Regions from separate parts of the Homo sapiens genome. Here region 1 is linked to region 2. Evidence: read pairs that join two places in POLR2A ChIA-PET (ENCODE). Cell type or tissue: Caco-2. All regions are shown on one strand. Links, peaks and the distances in the headings refer to the core of each region. The heading gives the core; the rest is flanking DNA. Region 1 overlaps MCF2L2 (MCF.2 cell line derived transforming sequence-like 2). Region 2 overlaps MCF2L2 (MCF.2 cell line derived transforming sequence-like 2).

The links. ChIA-PET counts read pairs that join two places held together with the same protein. Peaks named below come from ENCODE experiments on the same cell type or tissue, not always from the same donor. Only the 100,000 strongest peaks of a DNase experiment are listed, where the experiment ranks them.
Region 1: POLR2A ChIA-PET joins it to region 2 with 6 read pairs; 3 of 35 experiments call an interaction of 5 or more read pairs at or near these places.

What each region holds. Positions count from the first base shown.
Region 1 is chr3:183,236,317-183,240,701 of GRCh38, forward strand. All of the region lies in intron 15 of MCF2L2 (MCF.2 cell line derived transforming sequence-like 2), which reads right to left. Among named protein-coding and RNA genes, the nearest start is that of B3GNT5, 15 kb to the right of the region's middle. In Caco-2, for the core only: no CTCF peak of the experiment used is centred there; no DNase peak of the experiment used is centred there.
Region 2 is chr3:183,177,135-183,181,519 of GRCh38, forward strand. It overlaps MCF2L2 (MCF.2 cell line derived transforming sequence-like 2), which reads right to left. Exons shown (of 30, transcript NM_015078.4): 28 at 2,937-3,025; 29 at 2,443-2,558; 30 at 907-2,369. The coding sequence ends at 2,246. Among named protein-coding and RNA genes, the nearest start is that of LAMP3, 17 kb to the left of the region's middle. RefSeq lists a silencer at 2,127-2,216. In Caco-2, for the core only: no CTCF peak of the experiment used is centred there; DNase peaks (open chromatin) are centred at 1,797 and 2,177; H3K4me3 peaks cover 1,016 bases.

The sequences.
Region 1 (4,385 bases), core at 314-4,313, 59 kb after region 2:
CTTCCTACCCATGAGCATGGAATGTTCTTCCATTTGTTTGTGTCCTCTTTTATTTCCTTGAGCAGTGGTTTGTAGTTCTCCTTGAAGAGGTCCTTCACATCCCTTGTAAGTTGGATTCCTAGGTATTTTATTCTCTTTGAAGCAATTGTGAATGGGAGTTCACCCATGATTTGGCTCTCTGTTTGTCTGTTGTTGGTGTATAAGAATGCTTGTGATTTTTGTACATTGATTTTGTATCCTGAGACTTTGCTGAAGTTGCTTATCAGCTTAAGGAGATTTTGGGCTGAGACGATGGGGTTTTCTAGATAAACAATCATGTCGTCTGCAAACAGGGACAATTTGACTTCCTCTTTTCCTAATTGAATACCTTTTATTTCCTTCTCCTGCCTGATTGCCCTGGCCAGAACTTCCAACACTATGTTGAATAGGAGCGGTGAGAGAGGGCATCCCTGTCTTGTGCCAGTTTTCAAAGGGAATGCTTCCAGTTTTTGCCCATTCAGTATGATATTGGCTGTGGGTTTGTCATAGATAGCTCTTATTATTTTGAAATACGTCCCATCAATACCTAATTTATTGAGAGTTTTTAGCATGAAGGGTTGTTGAATTTTGTCAAAGGCTTTTTCTGCATCTATTGAGATAATCATGTGGTTTTTGTCTTTGGCTCTGTTTATATGCTGGATTACATTTATTGATTTGCGTATATTGAACCAGCCTTGCATCCCAGGGATGAAGCCCACTTGATCATGGTGGATAAGCTTTTTGATGTGCTGCTGGATTCGGTTTGCCAGTATTTTATTGAGGATTTTTGCATCAATGTTCATCAAGGATATTGGTCTAAAATTCTCTTTTTTGGTTGTGTCTCTGCCCGGCTTTGGTATCAGAATGATGCTGGCCTCATAAAATGAGTTAGGGAGGATTCCCTCTTTTTCTATTGATTGGAATAGTTTCAGAAGGAATGGTACCAGTTCCTCCTTGTACCTCTGGTAGAATTCGGCTGTGAATCCATCTGGTCCTGGACTCTTTTTGGTTGGTAAACTATTGATTATTGCCACAATTTCAGAGCCTGTTATTGGTCTATTCAGAGATTCAACTTCTTCCTGGTTTAGTCTTGGGAGAGTGTATGTGTCGAGGAATGTATCCATTTCTTCTAGATTTTCTAGTTTATTTGCGTAGAGGTGTTTGTAGTATTCTCTGATGGTAGTTTGTATTTCTGTGGGATCGGTGGTGATATCCCCTTTATCATTTTTTATTGTGTCTATTTGATTCTTCTCTCTTTTTTTCTTTATTAGTCTTGCTAGCGGTCTATCAATTTTGTTGATCCTTTCGAAAAACCAGCTCCTGGATTCATTGATTTTTTGAAGGGTTTTTTGTGTCTCTATTTCCTTCAGTTCTGCTCTGATTTTAGTTATTTCTTGCCTTCTGCTAGCTTTTGAATGTGTTTGCTCTTGCTTTTCTAGTTCTTTTAATTGTGATGTTAGGGTGTCAATTTTGGATCTTTCCTGCTTTCTCTTGTAGGCATTTAGTGCTATAAATTTCCCTCTACACACTGCTTTGAATGCGTCCCAGAGATTCTGGTATGTGGTGTCTTTGTTCTCGTTGGTTTCAAAGAACATCTTTATTTCTGCCTTCATTTCGTTATGTACCCAGTAGTCATTCAGGAGCAGGTTGTTCAGTTTCCATGTAGTTGAGCGGCTTTGAGTGAGATTCTTAATCCTGAGTTCTAGTTTGATTGCACTGTGGTCTGAGAGATAGTTTGTTATAATTTCTGTTCTTTTACATTTGCTGAGGAGAGCTTTACTTCCAACTATGTGGTCAATTTTGGAATTCCCTGCTTTATTATTCTAAAGCAAGCTTGTCCAACCTGCGGCCTGTGGCCCAACACAAATTTGTAAACTTTCTTAAAACGTTATGAGATTTTTTTTGCGATTTTTTTTTTTTTTTTTTTTAGCTCACCAGCTATCGTTAGTGTTAATGTATTTTTTGTTTTGTTTTGTTTTGAGACGGAGTCTTGCTTTGTTGCCAGGCTGGAATGCAGTGGTGCAGTCTCGGCTCACTGCCACCTCTGCCTCCCAGGTTCAAGCAATTCCCCTGCCTCAGACTCCCGAGTAGCTGGGACTGCAGGCGTGCGCCACCATGCCCAGCTAACTTTTTGTATTTTTGTAGAGATGGGGTTTTACCATGTTGGCCAGGATGGTCTTGATCTCCTGACCTCGTGATCCACCCTCCTTGGTCTCCCAAAGTGCTGGGATTACAGGCGTGAGCCACCTCGCCTGGCCAGTGTTAATGTATTTTATGTGTGGCCCAAGACAATTCTTCTTCTTCCAGCGTGGCCCAGGAAAGCCAAAAGATTGGACACCCCTGTTCCAAAGCATGTAATTTTATTCACAGAAAAGACTCTCGGCCGGGCGCGGTGGCTCACGCCTGTAATCCCAGCACTTTGGGAGGCCGAGGCAGGCGGATCACGAGGTCAGGAGATGTAGACCATCCTGGCTAACACGGTGAAACCCCGTCTCTACTAAAAATACAAAAAATTAGCCAGGCGTGGTGGTGGGTGCCTGTAGTCCCAGCTACTCGGGAGGCTGAGACAGGAGAATGGCGTGGACCCCGGAGGTGGAGCTTGCAGCGAGCCGAGATCACACCACTGCACTCCAGTCTGGGCAACAGAGCGATATCCGTCTCAAAAAAAAAAAAAAAAAAAAAAAGACTCTCAAGGATTTACCATCTAAAATCATCAAGTGTATATCATGCAGATGAACAACAGAAAACACTGGGAGTATTCAAGTAATTAAAAATAACCTTTCAGCACCAACAGCAATTTCTGTCCTGATGGCAATCTACTCAGAGCTAGAGGACTGCACTTAGGATACCAAAGGGAGCTTAGGATGCAAGAGCAGCCTGCACTAATGTACTCTGCGTTAGTTTACATCCGGGCACTTTGCTTTACGTTTCAAAACAGACGCCGCCCTTAGCTCATTAAAGGGGAAATGGAGGTATAATGTGTTTTAAAGGGATGTTTCTTCTCTGAAGCCATATTTCAGGGTAGCATGAAAACAGAGCTTTGGATATCTGGTTCCATTCTACATGACACCTCATGCTTGTTTCAAATGACACCACAACCAAGGGGCAGGAATGAAAGGAATATGCTAAAAAAAAAAAATGCAATCCTTTTTAGCAAGAAAGATCATTAAGGATTTCCTGATAAGTTTCTTCTTTGTTCATGTGCCCTCCTCTGCTCCCCCTTTGAACTACTGCCCCTGTCACCCCCCCTTCCCCGCCTCCCCGCCGTTTCTCAGTTCTCCAATAGGGATCCAGTCTGCCAGAGGTCTATTTTTGCTCATTATTGTCAACACAATTTGCCATCAAGAGTTTTCACTTACTCCTGCTATCCTATCATCACATTATGCATGTCAGAAAGCATTACAGATTTTTACTTTTCAAGAACCCGAACTCAGATTTCCAGGCTTCTGTCCTTCCTGTTTCATGCTGTTGACTCTCCCACATCTTTGTCTTCCTCCTAGACCTTTGGTCACTCTTGAGCCCACATTGCCAATGGTCTATATCATTTTCACCTGGATGCCTCCCAGACACCTCAGTCACATCAAGTTGAAATAGAACTAATTAGACAGAAGTAGCATGTGTTTCAGTGGAACTGACATTTTTCTAGGGTCCCTAAAACACAGGTGTTGTTTCAAACTCCCCCCTCCAACATCCCTTATATTCTCTCTGTCACCCAGGCTCCTTATATCATCTCTCAACATGCTTCCTGGGTGACTACTGACTCTCCACTTCTGGTGACACCCCACAGAGCAAGCTTTCAATTCCTGTCATTTAAACACTTTAGTGCACTCATAGAATCTCATCCTTCTGAGATTTCTCTTCCACCAGTCTATTTTGCAGACCACCAGGCTACGCCCTTCCAAAAGCTCCTTTGAGATGGAGTTTCACTCTTGTTGCCCAGGCTGGAGTGCAATGGCATGATCTCGGCTCATTGCAACTGCCACCTCTCAGGTTCAAATGGTTCTCGTGCCTCAGCCTCCCCAGTAGCTGGGGTTAAAGTTGCCTGCCACCATACCCAGCTAAATTTTGTATTAGGGGTTTTACCATGTTGGCCAGGCTGGTCTCGAACTCCTGACCTCAGGTGATCTGCCACCTAGGCCTCCCAAAGTGCTGGGATTACAGGTGTGAGAAACCACGCCTAGTCCCCCAAAGCTCCATTTTTATCCTGTCTTCATTCTCTCTTCAAGAACTTGCCCACAGCTGCCAGAGTTCCTTCTAAGAGTTTAAGACTCTCTGTTCATGTGGTAAGAATCTTCTTAAGGAGCTTGCTTTAAAGGTAAAACCAGATTTACACATCAGAATGGGGAGAGGTGGGTGGGAGCTAAGAT
Region 2 (4,385 bases), core at 218-4,217:
AGTAGACTAAGAATTCTAACTCTAAATAATTCTGAGGGCCGGGTGTGGTGGCTCACACCTGTAATCCCAGCACTTTGGGAGGCCAACGCGAATGGATCACCTGAGGTCAGGAGTTGGAGACCAGCCTGGCAAACATGGCGAAACCCGGTCAGGAGATCCAGACCATCCTGGCTAACATGGTGAAACCTCATCTTTACTTAAAAAAAAAAAAAAATACAAAACAAAATTAGCCAGGCGTGGTGGCAGATGCCTGTAGTCCCAGCTATTCAGGAGGCTGAGACAGGAGAATAGCGTGAACCCGGGAGGTGGAGCTTGCAGTGAGCCGAGATTGCACCACTGCACTCCAGCCTGGGTGACAGAGAGAGACTCCGTCTCAACAACAACAACAACAAATTAGCCGGGCATGGTGGCAGGTGCCTGTAATCTCAACTACTTGGGAGGCTGAGGTAGGAGAATTGCTTGAACCCGGGAGGCGGAGGTTGCAGTGAGCCAAGATTGCGGCACTTCACTCCAGCCTGGGTGACAAGAGCAAAACTCCATCTCAAAAAAAAAAAAAAAGAAAAAAAAATCTGACAATTAAATAAAGAACAGAAAAAAAATTTGAATGGCAAATACAAAGCTGAAAAGAAATAACTGAGAATAAATAACTCTGAAAATAGCTCAAAAACTAAATACCTCAAAAACTCTTTAAAAATTCAGAAAATATAATGTTCAAATATGAAGTAATGCTGAAAATGAAATAACTAAAAACCAAGTAACTTGAAAAAAAGAACATAAAAATAAACAACTCAAATATAAAATAACTGAAAATAAATACCTGTGAACATAAGCAACTCGAAAACCAGATAACTAGGGGAAACCCTTCATTAAAACATTTCACTCTGAAAATAAATAACTTGACAGTAGTTCATGAACTTCCAGTGAGTGTTTAATAGTCAAATAAGTTACTGTAAAAATAAATAACTCAAAAACTCCAATAAGATAAAGTGAAATAACTATGAAGGTAAATAACTCAGATAATAATTGTAAAGATAATTAAAAATAAATTCCGGCTGGGCGCGGTGGCTCACGCCTGTAATCCCAGCACTTTGGGAGGCCGAGGCAGGGGGATCACGAGGTCAGGAGATCGAGACCATCCTGGCTAACACGGGGAAACCCCGTCTCTACTAAAAATCCAAATAAAAAATTAGCCGGGCGTGGTGGCGGGCGCCTGTAGTCCCAGCTACTCAGGAGGCTGAGGCAGGAGAATGGCGTGAACCCGGGAGGCGGTTTGCAGTGAGCCGAGATCACACCACTGCACTCCAGCCTGGGCGACAGAGCGAGACTCCGTCTCGAAAAATAAATAAATAAATAAATAAATAAATTCCAAGCAAATTAATTTGAACATCTGTAACTCCTAAAACAAAACAACTACATATAAATAACTGAAAATGAACAACTAAATAACTTTGAAAATAAAGTAACTATAAACCAGTAACTGAAACTATAAAATTAAATAACCAGAAAGCTACAAAGAAATGAAAATCAACTAATAAAACTAAAAATAAAATACAACTGAAACTAACAAAACTCATTTAAAAACTAATAAATCGATACATAAAATACCTCAGAAAGTAACTTGGAACGAACTCTCTCTACAACGAAGCAATCTTGGCACTAACACGAACACCCCATGAACGCTCGCAGGGATGCTGGGAGGCGGACCGGGAGCTCCCAGTCTGCGGCCCCCGCCGGGTTGGAGCGGCTCCGGCTCCTCCAAGGCTCGGGCTAAGCGGCTCTCAACCGATTCCCACCCCGCCCTGGAGAAATGCGGGCGTGTCTGCAGGCATTTTTGATTGTCACGATTTGGGGGCGGGGTGGAGGATGGGGTGGCGCATTCCTGGCACCTAGTGGGTAGAGGCCAGGGGTGCTACTAAACATCCTACCGTGGGAGCACAGAGAAGCCCACGCAGCAAAGAATTGCCCGGCTCCGAATATCGAAGTGCGCGGTCGAGAAGGCGTGGGCTGCGGGCTCTGCTCGCCTCTGCAGGCGCCTTAGAGCAGCTCCGAGGTCCCCCGTGCGGAGCTAGGCGCGCACCCAGGACACCCCTCGGGCTCCTCGGAGGAGGCCCTGGTTGTCCCCTTTCTGCCGCCGCCGAGGCTCCGGCTGCTTTCTGCGTAGCTGGGCAGGGCCCGGGCCCCCACACCGCCTCTCCCGGGAATGCGGGCGCTCTGGAGCCGAGGAGCGGGGGCGTCCGCAGGGAGGTCAGCTCTCCTGGGCGGAGGTCCTCGGGCGCAGCGCCCTCGCCTGGAAACCAGCCGTCGCCCCCGCAGGAGCCAGCCGGCCCGTGGACGCCCCAGCGCGCTCCTCCTCGGTGCTGCGGGTCGCCCTGCAATTCCGAGAAGAAAGTCAGAGACGCCGTGGCCCAAAGAGGCGCTTAGTCTTTCCTCGCTCACACTCACGTTTCCTCCTCATCGCGTTCTTCTTTTTCTCCCTGGCTGCTTTCTCCCCTCTCCAGGAAAGCAGATTTGGAGGAACAGGTTTCGTGACTGTCGTCCGACTGGAAAAGGCCCGCGAGCTGGAAGGGAGGGGACGGGTGCACCCTCAGAGTTATTGCTGGAGGCTGTGGCCAGACCGGGCAAGGTGGTGACTCCCGCTGGCAGGCTGAGGCCCACCCCAGCCCTCCCACCTGGGCCACGGGGCTCTCAGCGGGAGCCCCAGTTATGACCGGACACCAGCGCACCGCCAAGGAGACAGCCACGTGGGGACATGCTGGACTAGGAGGGTCAGAGCCAGTTTGAGGGTCTGGTGACCTCGGCTCCCTGGCTTAACCAGGTCCTTATGGGTGAGAATCCTGAGGAGGGGGAGAGGGATGGAGGCTAGGGACAGGAGGCAGGAGGAGCTGATGAATAGGAAGGAGGGAAGAAGATGAAAGAAACAAAAGGGAAGTAATTACACTCAGAGCACTGCTCTCCTTTTCCATGTCTTCTGCGCCTTCACAGTCTTCAAAGGTGTCCATGGAGCTAAACTCCCTGCTGGAGCAGCCTTAGGGAGAGAAAGGGAAGGATGGGGCCTCTGTGGGGTGGGAGGACATCCCCTCTGCCCATGGCAGGGTGTAGCAGGCAGTGCCTGTTGCAGGCACGGTCCTCCCCATCTCTAACTCCTGCTCTCCAAGGGCCTGCACTGCGCTGGGCTGTGAGGGGGTCTGTGATCTCCAGGCTGCTTTTCCAGCGCCGAGATGCCGTAATTCACCGAGAAGGCGCGTCCACATGCTGTTCATGGCCCTACCTCCCCGTTCCTCCAAGAAAACAGTCATTGTTTTTTGTGTTTGCCAGTCTTCTAACCACGCCTCCTTCCCTTCCTCCTCCCCTGTCTCTTTCTCACCCTCCCCTCCTTGCCTCCTTTTCTCTCCCCTAATTAATGTCCATTTCCCATCTCCCTGGCAGCCTCTGCCAAGTGTCACTGCTCCCCATAAGGGAAAATCAGAGGAACAAGCAAGTGCATCCATCCTGCCTCTCTCTGCAGTGAACTGATTAATTAATCCATCAGTCTTGTCTATGGCGCACATGTTACATCCCTGGGGCGGTGTTGGACACTGTGGGGAACAGCAGCCACTGCCAAATACTGAACAACTGCCCTGTGCCTGGTGGTATGTTAGGCATTTGTCAAAGTTTAAGCCTCACAACCCTGTAAGGGTCTCAGCCCCCTTTACAGTTGGGGAAACAGACAGCAATGGTCACTTGGCCAAGTCCTCTTGGCCTGTGGCAGGGCAGCTGTCTTCTCCAGCACTCCTGCTCTTTACCCTCGCTCTGAGTGAGATGGAGTCTCTGCCCCACATGGCTCACAAGCCAGGGTAGGGAGCAGAGCATCTGCAGAAAGGTCCCAACACAGGACAGCCCCAGACCGAGGGTCAGCTGAGTAGTCTACGCGGCGGGAGCCGTGCTAGGAAAGTGTCTGCTCAGGCGAGAATTCAGGGAGGTTTGGGCAGGACTTGAGGGGCAGACAGGACTGGAGAGGGAGGGCATTCTGGGCAGAGGCATGGCCAGAGGGCGGTAGGCGGCAGTGGAGGGAGCTGCAGTTATCTGGGTGAGCAGGCAGCACAAGTAGCGTCTCCTGGGCTGCTGCCCCAAGCCCCCAACAAGCCACGTTCTGGGCCCCAGGCCCTCCCCAGAGCAGATCAGTGGGGGCTGTGTGAGTAACATGGGGGCGGGGGGGCAGCTGGGCAGCACCTCCCTGGAGGCCCCTCTGAAATCCTGCCTGACTCTGGCAGGCTCCGAGGGGGCTGGACACCCTCCTCTCAGGTTGAAGCAAGTCCTGGTTGAGTTCCTAGTCCCAGGAGGTGGGAGGGGCAAGGGGTGGAGGGCAGAGGAGAAACTGCCTCAGGGATGTGCCCCCTGCCTTCATC